3 separate regions of the Homo sapiens genome follow, and all the other regions are linked to region 3. Evidence: chromatin loops called from intact Hi-C (ENCODE). Cell type or tissue: PC-9. All regions are shown on one strand. Region 1 overlaps RBMS2 (RNA binding motif single stranded interacting protein 2). Region 2 overlaps RBMS2 (RNA binding motif single stranded interacting protein 2). Region 3 holds the start of SNORA105C (small nucleolar RNA, H/ACA box 105C).

The links. A loop is a pair of places that touch in the nucleus more often than their neighbours do. Peaks named below come from ENCODE experiments on the same cell type or tissue, not always from the same donor. Only the 100,000 strongest peaks of a DNase experiment are listed, where the experiment ranks them.
Region 1: it touches region 3 in a loop (10-fold over the local background); 39 of 110 quality-filtered maps call a loop at or near these places.
Region 2: a loop joins it to region 3, with 13 times the contacts of the local background. A loop is called at or near these places in 107 of 110 quality-filtered maps.

Annotation. Positions count from the first base shown.
Region 1 is chr12:56,592,642-56,596,641 of GRCh38, reverse strand. It overlaps RBMS2 (RNA binding motif single stranded interacting protein 2), which reads right to left. Exons shown (of 14, transcript NM_002898.4): 14 at 449-4,000. It overlaps BAZ2A (bromodomain adjacent to zinc finger domain 2A), which reads left to right. Exons shown (of 29, transcript NM_001300905.2): 29 at 1-1,046. Among named protein-coding and RNA genes, the nearest start is that of BAZ2A, 36 kb to the left of the region's middle. In PC-9, CTCF peaks have their summits at 2,119 and 2,318; no DNase peak of the experiment used is centred here; H3K27ac peaks cover 1,313 bases.
Region 2 is chr12:56,571,691-56,575,690 of GRCh38, reverse strand. RBMS2 (RNA binding motif single stranded interacting protein 2) reads right to left here. Exons shown (of 14, transcript NM_002898.4): 5 at 3,836-3,993. Among named protein-coding and RNA genes, the nearest start is that of RBMS2, 52 kb to the right of the region's middle. In PC-9, a CTCF peak has its summit at 2,121 (motif pointing right); a DNase peak (open chromatin) is centred at 2,140; H3K27ac peaks cover 402 bases.
Region 3 is chr12:56,512,155-56,516,154 of GRCh38, reverse strand. It overlaps SNORA105C (small nucleolar RNA, H/ACA box 105C), which reads right to left and starts at 3,290; the gene lies at 3,175-3,290. It also overlaps the pseudogene HSPD1P4. In PC-9, CTCF peaks have their summits at 2,044 and 2,243 (motif pointing left); no DNase peak of the experiment used is centred here.

The DNA of each region.
Region 1 (4,000 bases), 80 kb before region 3:
CTCTGCTTTTTCCCCCTGGCAATTTTCCCCTGGTATAAGATGTGCTAGATTAATTTCATTGTGAGGTGGATGGGGGAGTGAAATTGTGAGGTGGATGGGGGAGTGAAATCTCCATGGTTCCTGCTTTGTGTTCCTCTCCCAGCTCCATCTCTTTCCCTAGGGACCAGGCACTCATATGGCGGGGTGGGGTCCTAGCCTCAGTTTGAAGAAGTGGGGGCTGGAGCGGGGTTGGGGGTGGTAGGGATAGGGCATGATCAAAGGGGCCATTTCTTGCTTTTCTTTCCTCATCTTCACTGCCCCCTTGAGCTAGGTGGATTTTCTCTTCATGACAAGAGTATTTGGTAGGGAAAGCAGGTTTAAAATAAAAAGACAACCCACCCCCTGCCCTTTTGCTTCCCTCCCATCAGTCTGGTTGACAGGAAGAAACCACACCATCAACACCAACAAGTTTCTGTGTTCCTTTTACAGCAAAAGGGACTTTTTATATAACCAAATGTGGTGTTTTAGTGACTTTTTGATAATGTACAGTTTTTTGTGAATTTAAATTTATTTCTTTCTATATTTTTAGGACCAATCTCATTTTTAATAAGGTTAAAAAGAAAAAAAAAGTCTAGCGAAAAAACTCCTGTTTTTGCCATGTGATGTTCCACAAGTGCAGCTGTAGAAAAGTGCTTGTCAGTTGTTGAATAAAAAAAACCACATTTGATAGAGATTCAAAAGACTCTGTGTATTCATCTTCCCTTCTACACACCTGAGGGGGAGACGGCGTTGGGATAGGTATGACTGGCTTAAGAGACCACAGGCAAGGGAACAACAGGGGCTCCTGTTCCATACCCTCTGTGTGGATGGAAAGGGTCATTAGTGCTCCTGCCTAAATGTCTGGCTGAGTTGCTGGAGCAAAGGGGGATTCAGTGCATCCAGGTCCTGCCTTGTGAGATGTGGCCCCAGCTTCCTAAGCTGCCACCTCTGTGTTCCTGTCATAGCAAATATGGGACCATCACCAGCTTACCACTTCCCACTCACGGATAAGACACCAAGACGTAGACTTTTGTGTTTTATTTAAAAAAAAAAAAGTGTGAAGTAAGACAAAATGGACCTCTACCAAGTTGTAGGGAAGGACAAGGAAAAGACCAGGGGTAGAAAAGGAGTGTAAGTTTTAGAATGGTGGCATTGGCATAGATGTGGGAAGAGTATAAAACTAGAAGAAGTCTCCAGATAAAAATATGCAAAATATGTCTGTTTAAGTATAAACATTTTCTGTCCACATGCAAAGAGGTGTTTACCCACCCAAAAAGGGTATATGTTGGAGTGGGGACTTCACTCGCGCTGGATATGTATTACCCTCCAGCCTGGAAACTTTGTCTTGGTGCAACCCCCTAAACTGTATGTTAAGGTAGAAAAGGAACATTCGCTTCCAGCCTTATAAAAATGACAGACTCCCTCTTTGGTGTTTGGTTACCTTCACAGCTATACGCCAGCCACTGAGCAGCTTTCTTGTCCTCTTAAGTTCTAAACTCTGCTCCTATGCTGGTGTCCTCCAACCATTACTTATTACCCTAAGCCGTCACTGCACAGCCTACTCCCCTGGCCTATCACAGCAGGACCTATCTGGAGAGTTCACACTATTCTAGGGCGATCAGTGAGCTAAAAATCCCAGAGAAAACACTGTAGGAATAGAAATTCCCAAGTTTAATTCCCAAGAGTTTAAAAATTATGAGCCTTTTCTAGCCCCCACCTTCCCAACCCTCAGAGAAGGACAGTAAAGAAATCAGTGAATCCAGGTATTTACCTGTTGTTGAATTGTGAGGTTGTGAGGTAGACGTGTAACAAGGACAAGGAAGTTTGGGGATCTGCTTGGAGAATGAAGGTTTATTCAAAACAAGTGGACAGGTCAGGGGTAACGGGTGATGAGGGCACCTGGCTTTTGTAATCATGTGGGGACTGTCCCCTGGGAGGTGCAGCAAAAATCAGAACGGAGACAGAAGCTCACAGTCTGGTTTTAGCTGCCAACTCCTATGGAAGTCCATAGCTGACTCCTATGGAAGGCCTACCAAATGAGGAAATTTCAGGAATTTGCTAATGCGTGGGAGGATTGAAAATGTAGGCAGCACAGAAATAGAGTAGTTGGTTTAAACGGGAATCAGGAAGGATTGGTATAACAAGGCACAAGATTTGGAATTTACCCTTTACAGACTGGCTTTTATAACACCCACCCTCGTCTCTGAAGCCTGCTGATTCAGGGCTAGCAGAGCCTAGGGGCAAGTTTGGGCCAGATCACCCACCCAGTTTATTGCCCTTGGCTAAGAATGCAAAGCCCCTCATGAGCGCAATGCTGCCACTTGCCCAGAAGGTGGGGCATGTGCACAAGGCAGCAGCAATAGTTCTTTTCTAGAAGACTAATAGCCACTGCTACTAGGGATTCCTAGGACATTCCAGCAAGGCCTCTCACAGCATCATATGACGCAAAGTAACAGCCCACGGGTTGACATTGGAGTGACAGGCCTCAACTCCCAATGGGTTGACATTGGAGTGACAGGAGTAGGCACTGGAGGCACTAAGGGAGGGTGAGTGAGCTGATTGTCAAGTTAGGAAAGGAAAACGAATGGAGTGGAGCTGAAGTGGCCCAACCCAGCGCATGGCCTGTGAAGCAGCAAAGTCTGGTCTTCATCTTCAATATGAGTAATGTCCTCTTACCACTCCTTATCTGTTACTGACAAGGTCTATTACCCTTTAGAGCCACCAGGCTTCCTGGCCTGGGCAACTCTACAAATTCTTTAGTTAAAAACACTACAAAGGGCCGGGTGCAGTGGCTCACGCCTGTAATCCCAGCACTTTGGGAGGCCAAGGCAGGTGGATCATTTGAGCCCAGGAGTTCAACACCAGCCTGGGCAATGTGGCAAAACCCTGTCTCTACTAAAAATACAAAAATTAGCCAGGCATGGTGGCAGGCACCTGTAATCCCAGCTACTCAGGAGGCTGAGGCAGGAGAACTGCTTGAACCCAGGAGATGGAGGTTTCAGTGAGCCAAGATCACGCCACTGCACTCCAGCCTGGGCGACAGAGCGAGACTCCGTCTCAAAGAAAAAATAAAAATAAAAAAACTGAAAAGGCCAGGTGTGGTGGCTCATGCCTATAATCCCAGCACTTTGGGAGGCCGAGGTGGGTGGATCATTTGAGCCCAGGAGTTCGAGACGAGGCTGGGCAACATGGCGAAAACCTGTCTCTATTAAAAATACAAAAATTAGCTGTTTGGAGGTCAGGAGTTGGACACTAGCCTGGCCAACGTGGTAAAACCCCATCTCTACTAAAAATAAAAAAATTAGCCAGGCATGGTGGCACAAGCCCATAGTCCCAGCTACTTGGTGGCCGGGGAAGGGGTGGCTGAGGCAAGAGGATCACCTGAGCCTTGGGAGGTCGAGGCTGCAGTGAGCCATTATGGTGCCACTGCACTCCAGCCTGGGCCACAGAGTGAGACCCTGTCTCAAAAAAACAAAACAACAAAACCAAAAAACCAAAAACATTAAAAACAACATCTCATCCAAGCATGGAGGCTCACACCTGTAATCATAGCACTTTGGGAGGCTGAGGTGGGAGGCTCACTTGACAGGAGTTCAAGACCAGTCTGGGCAACATAGTAAGACCCCTGTCTCTACAAAAACTTAAAATAACGAACTGGGCTTGGTAGTATGTGCCTGTACTTCCAGCTACTTGGGAGGCTTAGGTGGGAAGAACCCTTGGGCCCAGGAATTCAAGACTGTAGTAGACTACGACTGCATCACTGCACTCCAGCCTGGGTGACACAGCAAGACCATCTCTAAAAAATAAAATAAAGGCCGGGCGCGGTGGCTCACGCCTGTAATCCCAGCACTTTGGGAGGCTAAGGCGGGCAGATCACCTGAGGTCAGGAGTTCGAGACCAGCCTGGCCAACATGGTGAAACCCCATCTCTACTAAAAATAAAAAAATTAGCCGGGCATGGTGGTGGGTGCCTGTAATCCCAG
Region 2 (4,000 bases), 60 kb before region 3:
ACTCCCGACCTCAGGTGATCTGCCTGCCTTGGCTTCCCAAAGTGTTGGGATTACAGGCGTGAGCCACCATGCCTGGCCGAGACTACTGTATTTAATTTAAAAAAAAATAGCCCTTTTTTTTTGAGGGGGGGTGTAGGGGTAAGGGGGACTAGGAAGTGGCTGGGGGTCCTATGGGCCCATAGCTCCATCCCCAGGGCAAGACCCACCCCATCTGCCTCCAGCCCTACCCATATTCCTGTATTGATTTATTTATTGAGACAGGGTCTCACTCTGTAGCCCAGGCCAGAGTGCAGTGGTGTGATCATGGTTGACTGCAGTTTTGACCTCCTGGGCTCAGGTGATCCTCCCACCTTAGCCTCCCAGGTAGCTGGAACTATAGGCACGTGCCACCATGCTCAGCTAATTTTTTTTGTTTGTTTTGTTTTTGTAGAGATGGGGTTTCACATGTTGCCCAGGCTGGTCTTGAACTCCTGAGCTCAAGTGATCTGCCCGCCTCAGCCTCCCAAAGTCGGGTTTTTTTTTGAGACGAGTCTCACTCTGTTGCCCAGGCTGAAGTGCATGTCGCCCAGGCTGAAGCGCCTTGGTGCAATCTGGGCTCACTGCAAGCTCCGCCTCCCGGGTTCACACCATTCTCCAGCATCAGCCTTCCGAGTAAGCTGGGACTACAGGCGCCCGCCACCACGCCCGGCTAATTTTTTGTATTTTTAGTAGAGATGGGGTTTCACCATGTTAGCCAGGATGATCTCGATCTCCTGACCTCATGATCCGCCCGCCTCGGCCTCCCAAAGTGCTAGGATTATAGGCGTGAGTCACGGAGTCCGGCCAAAGTCAGGTATTTTTTAAATGAATGATTTGTGTATCAGATTGCTATGATATTTAGATCTCATTTGAATACATTTTTAAACGAAGTAACAGTTTTATTTTAAATGCCAATATTTATAATTTGCTGGAAATCATACTTTGCATGAATCTGAATATATGAAGAAAACTTGTAGACATTAACATAGAAACATATAAGAGATTTCATAGTTTTTCAAAAGTCTCTAAAGCCACAGTTCCTAAACTGTGCTCTCAGGCACTGTGGGTGGCTGTGGTGAACTCAGAGGGTCACAACGAGGGTTATTTTAACTCTTTGAAGAAAAACAGCAATATCTGTTGGAGAATGTGTGCACTACTAACTCAAAATTGTACACTGCTTCAACATTAGTTCCCCCTACAATCCTTTTGATAGATAACATCATATTTTCACAAAGCTGGGTTTAAATAGTTGCTATGACAAAAGCAAATACCATAAGAAAACCAATACGTAACAGGAAATGAGTGTGTAGGTGTCCATTCTGATACCAAATTTTGAGAAGTTGTGCAATTCCAACAGGCACATATTCCATTAGTAAGTATAGTTAGAATGAAATAAAGACATGCTCTCTTTCAATGTTTGTGTATTATTTTTTCAAACAGCTACAAAGTTGTTAAAGCATAAACACTTCTTAAGCTGTATGGACCATGAAGTTACTGCTGTCAGGAAATTTTTTTAAAAAGTTGTGTGGACTGGCTGGGCGCAGTGGCTCATGCCTGTAATCCTAGCACTTTGGGAGGCTGAGGCGGCTGGATAACCTGAGGTCAGGAGTTCGAGAACAGCCTGGACAACCTGGTGAAACCACATCTTTACTAAAAATACAAAAATTAGCTGGGCATGGTGGCGGGCGCCTGTAATCCCAGTTACTCAGGAGGCTGAGGCAGGAGAATCACTTGAACCCGGGAGGCAGAGGTTGCAGTGAGCCAAGATTGTGCCATTGCACTCCAGCCTGGGCAACAGAGTGAGACTTCGTCTCAACAACAACAACAACAACAACAAAAATACAAAAATTAGCCAGGCGTGGTGGTACGCACCTGTGGTACGCGACAGAGCGAGACTCCGTCTCAAAAAAAAAAAAAAAAAGTGTGGACCATTCAGTTACTTAATAAATTGAACTGTTAGGTATTTCTTTTGGTCTAGGGTGAAAAACTATTAGATAACTAAGGGTGGCACAAACTGAGAAAGGTTAAGAACCTCTGCTCAACCTGCAAAATAAGTTCGATGGTCCCAAGCCTAGGAACTCTCCTTTAGATATACACGGGATTGCCAGCAGGTGGTGCTACTAAGCTTGAGTCAGCTGGGGAAGAGGAACTATTTCTTTTCTTCTTCTTCTTTTTTTTTTTTTTTTTTTTTTTTTTGAGATGGCGTCTCGCTTTGCTGCCCAGGCTGGAATGCAATGGCGCGATCTCGGCTTACTGCAACCTCCGCCTCCCGGGTTCAAGTGATTCTCCTGCCTCAGCCTCCCGAGTAGCTGGGACTACAGGAGCCCGCCACCATACCCAGCTAATTTTTGTATTTTTAGTAGAGACGGGGTTTCACCAGGTTGGCCAGGCTGGTCTCAAACTCCTGACCTCAGGTGATCCACCCGCCTCAGCCTCCCAAAGTGCTGGGATTACAGGCGTGAGCCACCACGCCCAGCCAAGAGAAACTATTTCTTGTTCCCAAGGTCTGAAACACTCAGAGTAAGGGGGTGTTCACGGACCAGACAAGATATAAAGCAAAAAGGGGTGCTTGGCTCACTTAGTCCAGTCATTTTGAAACTAAAAAAAAAAAAAAAAGTCAAAAGAATCTCCTTTCAAATAAAATCTTAAAATAAATAAAAGCAGAGCCATTTCTTAAGTGGGCTAAGGGAGGCTGATACCCTACGACAGTGAGGGCAGATACCAAAGCCCAAAGAAGGGCACCTGGGAAAACTGCAGGTATAGGGAATACTGTGGGAAAATTACTCATCTGAATCAATCTCCACTTCAGAGAGTGAACCAAGGCTCACAAGCTCTGATATCACAGGTGCAGAATTGTTCTGGAATACAGGTCTCCCAACAGATCTGAAAAGGAAGATCAAAACTTCTACCTCATCCTACTGCTCTCAAAGCCAGAAGGATCAGGGCTCTGCTCTAACACCCACTCCTGTAAGACCCTGGGCAAATCATTTCTACTGAAGAGTTCACTTTCCTCATCTGTAAGATAGAGAATATTTATCTCACAGGGATGTTGTAAAGATTAAATGAGACAAGATGAGAAATACTCAGTAAACTATAAGAATATACAGAATTTTTTACTCTGGTTGGGTCTGGATTAAAGGAACAAAGCCTAGAGTACTTCCCTAGGAAGTAGTAGGGAGCTTAGCCGAGTGTGGTGGCTCATGCCTGTAATCCCAACTGCTTAGGTGGCTGAGGCAGGAGGATCACTTGAGCCCAGATGTTCAAGAGCAGCCTGGGCAACACAGCAAGACCCCATCTTTATAAAAAAAATATTTAGGTGGGGCTAATGGGTTTTTGAGTATTGTAACCTATAATAAAATGAACCTTTTTTTTTTTTTTTTTTTTGAGACAGAGTCTCACTCTGTTCCCCAGGCTGCAGTGCAGTGGTGCGATCTCAGCTCACTGCAACCTCTGCCTCCCAGGTTCAAGCAATTCTCCTGCCTCAGCCTCCTGAGTAGCTGGGATTACAGGCATGCGCCACCACGTCTGGCTAATTTTTGTATTTTTAGTAGAGACGGGGTTTCACCATGTTTGCCAGGCTGGTCTCAAACTCCTGACCTCAGGTGATATGCCTGCCTTGGCCTCCTAAAGTGCTGGGATTACAGGTGTAAGCCACCGCACCTGGCCTAAAATGAACTTTTGACTTACCATCAAGTATTTTTGAATAATAGTAAAGTATTTTGACCTTGTGTGGGAAAGGCATAGATTTTGTTTTCTGGTGACCCCCAAGTGACATTTGTTATTAACCTCATCATTTCCCCACTCCTGCCATCCTCACCTTGCAAAGCCAACACCTCTGCTGGTCCCACTGGTATCTCGAAGGATACGGGTGGAGATAACCTGGCCAAAGGGCTTCAGCATCCCCTCCAGTTCCTGCTCATCCATTGACAGTGGGAGGTTTGAGATGTATAAATTTGTGGGGTCCTGTTCCTGTTGCTGTGGA
Region 3 (4,000 bases):
TCAACTATTTTCCTCAAGCCAGCCCCTTACCTCAAGTAGTAGTCATATTCAATATTCTGACTTATTCTTAACTTACACACTGGGTAATATTTCTAGGGATAAACTTACAACACAAACAGCAAGAGGTTTGTTGAAAACCACATTTGCTGAGAAGCACTCCTAATGAAGATTCTACCTGAGTTTTGATTCACTATATATTTAGAAGATAATTTGCTTAAAATCTGATTTCCAGATAATTAGGACCATATCCTAAAACTCTCAGGTGAAACATAAGATTTAAATGTAAGGGCTGGGCACAGTGGCTCACACCTGTAATCCCAGCACTTTGGGAGGCAGAGGCAGGCAGATCACTTGAGGTCAGAAGTTCAAGACCAGCCTGGCCAACATGGTGAAACCCTATCTCTACTAAAAATACAAAAAATTAGCCAGGCGTGGTGGTGTGGCCCTGTAGTCCCAGCTACTCGGGAGTCTGCTGCAGGAGAATCACTTGAACCCAGAGGCAGAGGTTGCAGTGAGCCGAGATTGCGCTACTGCACTCTAGCCTGGGCAACAGAGGGAGACTCTGTCTCAAAAAAAAGAGAGAGAGAGAGAGAGATTTGAATGTAAGAAATAATTGTTTTTCTATTTTTCCTGTTCATATGGTGCTGAAAAAGTAATTGTTAAAATATAAATATACATTAGTTATAAGGTCACTAGTCATGAGCAGCCTTTACCAGAAGCATAAGCTTGATGAGGACAGAGACCATGACTGTTTTGTACACCATTATATCCTTAGCATTCAGGAGGACCTGGCTAATTTAAAATGTTAAAATATTTGTTAAATGAATAAATGGACTGTCTCAGAACACAAAATTTACATTTGAAAAAAATGTTACTAATTAAAAATGGTAAGACTGGGCGCAGTGGCTCACACCTGTAATCCCAGCACTTTGGGAGGCTGAGGTGGGTGGATCATGAGGTCAGGATATCGAGACCATCCTGGCTAACACGGTGAAACCCCGTCTCTACTAAAAATACAAAAAAAATGAGCCGGGCGTGGTGGTGGGCACCTGTAGTCCCAGCTACTCGGGAGGCTGAGGCAGGAGAATAGTGGGAACCCAGAAGGCAGAGCTTGCAGTGAGCCAAGATCTCACCACTGCACTCCAGCCTGGGCAACAGAGCAAGACTCTGTCTCAAAGAAAAAAAAAAAAAGGTCAAAGTAGTGCTGGCAGTGATGGAATGGCACATTAGAACATCTAGGAGCTTTTCCTTTTATGTTTACAATATATTGTTTTCTTTTTTTCTTTTTGTTTTTTGAGACACGGTCCTCTAGGGATCCTCCTGCCTCAGCACCACCCCCCAACAAATAGCGAGGACTACAGGCACATGCCACCAGGCCTGGCTAATTTTTAAATTTGTTATAGAGACAGGGTTCTCAATATGTTGCCCAGGCTAGTCTCAAACTCATGGCCTTAAGGGAGATCCTCTTGCCTCAGCCTTCCAAAGTGCTGGGATTACAGGTATGAGCCACCATGCCTGGCCTGATTTTTTTTTTATTGCCTATTTTTGTGTCTTGGAAGTCAGAGAGCTTGAACTTACCTGTGTCTCCTAACAGTAGAGTAAGCCCACTCCCACCTGTGGACTAAAGTTAAACTGCCATTAAAGACATCACATCAAGAGCTCCATTACAAATTTGTATTCCTATAACACTTTGTTTGAAATTTTCATAGCCTATTTTCTTTTTTTGAGACAGAATATTGCTCTGTTGCCCAGGCTGGAGTGCAGCAGCACAATCTCGACTCATGCAGCCTCTGCCTCCCAGGTGCAAGCAATTCTCCTGCCTCAGCCTCCCCAGTAGCTGGGATTACAGGTGCATGCTACCATGCCCGGCTAATTTTTGTATTTTTAGTAGAGAGGGGGTTTTGCCATGTTGGCCAGGCTGGTCTCAAACTCCTGAGCTCAAGTAATCTGCCTGCCTCAGCCTCCCAAAGTGCTGGGATTACAGGTGTGAGCCATGACAGCCGGCCTTTTTAGGCTATTTTGGACTCTGCTTCACAGTTCCGCCTCCACCTCTTGCTCCTAGATTGTCAACTCCTAGAAGGCAGGCACCAACTTTACTAATCTTATTATCATTAACAGCTAAACATAATTTAACTCGAGATTATTCACTGAAAGAATACAATTTTCACTTTTTAAGTATTTCACCTTCAGTGGGAAAGTGAGCGCCCAATAAATAGAACAGTAAGAGAAACGCTGCCACCTCCTGGGTAAAACGGGTTGTGTCTCCTTTAGCAAATACTGGGAAAAGAAAGTATAGAATTTGTAGTGGGTAGATCAGAAGTTTGAAATTCAAACCCAGCTCTACTGCTTGCTGTGTTAGTATATGTGCTGACAAAGTGGGCACCCACTTGCTGTGTTAAACTGGAAAGTCACGTTCTTAAAACATCAGTTTCCTCTTCTACAAAACGGGCATATAAGTAGTATCTGTACACTTCTTAATATACTACTCTGTTCAATGGGCATCTAATAAGTATCAGTCCTGCTTATCTCTCAGGGATTATCAAGGCAGTCAAATCAGGTGACTATAAAGTACTTTGTTTAATATATAGTATTTTACTATATAAAAGTACTTTATTATATAGTATTTTACGAATATGAAATATATTTTTCACCTATACTTGATATTTACTACACCATGTTGAATATAACAAATCCATCTTATTTTTTACTATAAACTTGGGTTATGAACCTGCAGCTAGAGAGTCAAAGCAAACTTGTCAAATTTTAGATTGCTAAAGACAAACTTCTTTTTTTTTTTTTTTTTTTGAGATAGGGTCTTGCTCCGTTGCCCAGGCTGGAGTGAAGTGCCTTGATTATGCCTCGCTGCAGCCTTGACATTCTGGGCTCAACTGATCCTCCCACCCATGCCTCCTGAGTAGCTGGGACTACAGGCACATGCCACCATGCCTCACTAATTAAAAAAAATTTTTTTAACTTTAAACAAATTTTTATTACACAAAAGTTGTCACATAATTGGATATTTCTCTACTTTGTACACAATTATTCTCACTCTCCACAGAAAGGCTGCTTAACTTCTCATCTGGTGGTGGCAAGCACTAAAAATCCTGATTTTAACAGAATAGTAGTAAAAATGCCTCAGTGATTTAAGTTGAAAGCCATACATTGGTACATGGCTCTTTTACCCAGTATCAGGAATGTACAAATGTTTTTTATTCAAAAATACAAAATAAATTATCTATAGGCATGGACAATGACAGCAGTAAACCATTATATATTTTGTCAACTGAAACCAGTAACTGATGGTTATAGTGATTTTCAGCCAGCCTTTTTCTTCATTTTTCTCCAACTGACTTCTCTGAAGTTATTGGTGAGGAACACTGCCTTGGGCTTCCTGTCACAGTTCATTAATAAAGGTAAAGCACTAGTCTAGGAGTTAGAACATGCCACTTCCCATACCACCTCCCATTCTACCCATTGCACCCATTCCAGGGTCCTTCTCTTCTTTAGGAATTTCTGTGACTACAACTTCTGCTGTAGTTAACAGAGAGGTCACACCAGCGGCATCCAATAAAGCAGTTCTCACAACCTTTGTTGGGTCAATAATTCATTTTTCCACCATATTCACAAAATCTCCAACCATAGCATCATAACCAGCTTCTGAGGAAATTTGCGTAATTTTCTCAACTATCGAAGATCCTTCAACACCTGCATTCTTAGCAATGGTCATTGCTGGAATTTTGAGTGTTCTTTAATAATTTCTGTACCAATTTTTTGATCTTCATTAGCTGGAGTCAATGAGTCCAAGGCTAGAATGCATCGAAGCAGGGCACAACCCCCTCCCAATACAAAGCCTTCTTCAACAGCAGCTCTTGTAGCATTAAGGGCATCCGAACTCTGTCTTTCTTTTCATTCACTTCAACATCACTTGTCCCACCAACCTTCAGCACAGCTACTACATCTGAAAGTTTTGCCAGCCGTTCATTCAGTTTTTCCTTTTCAT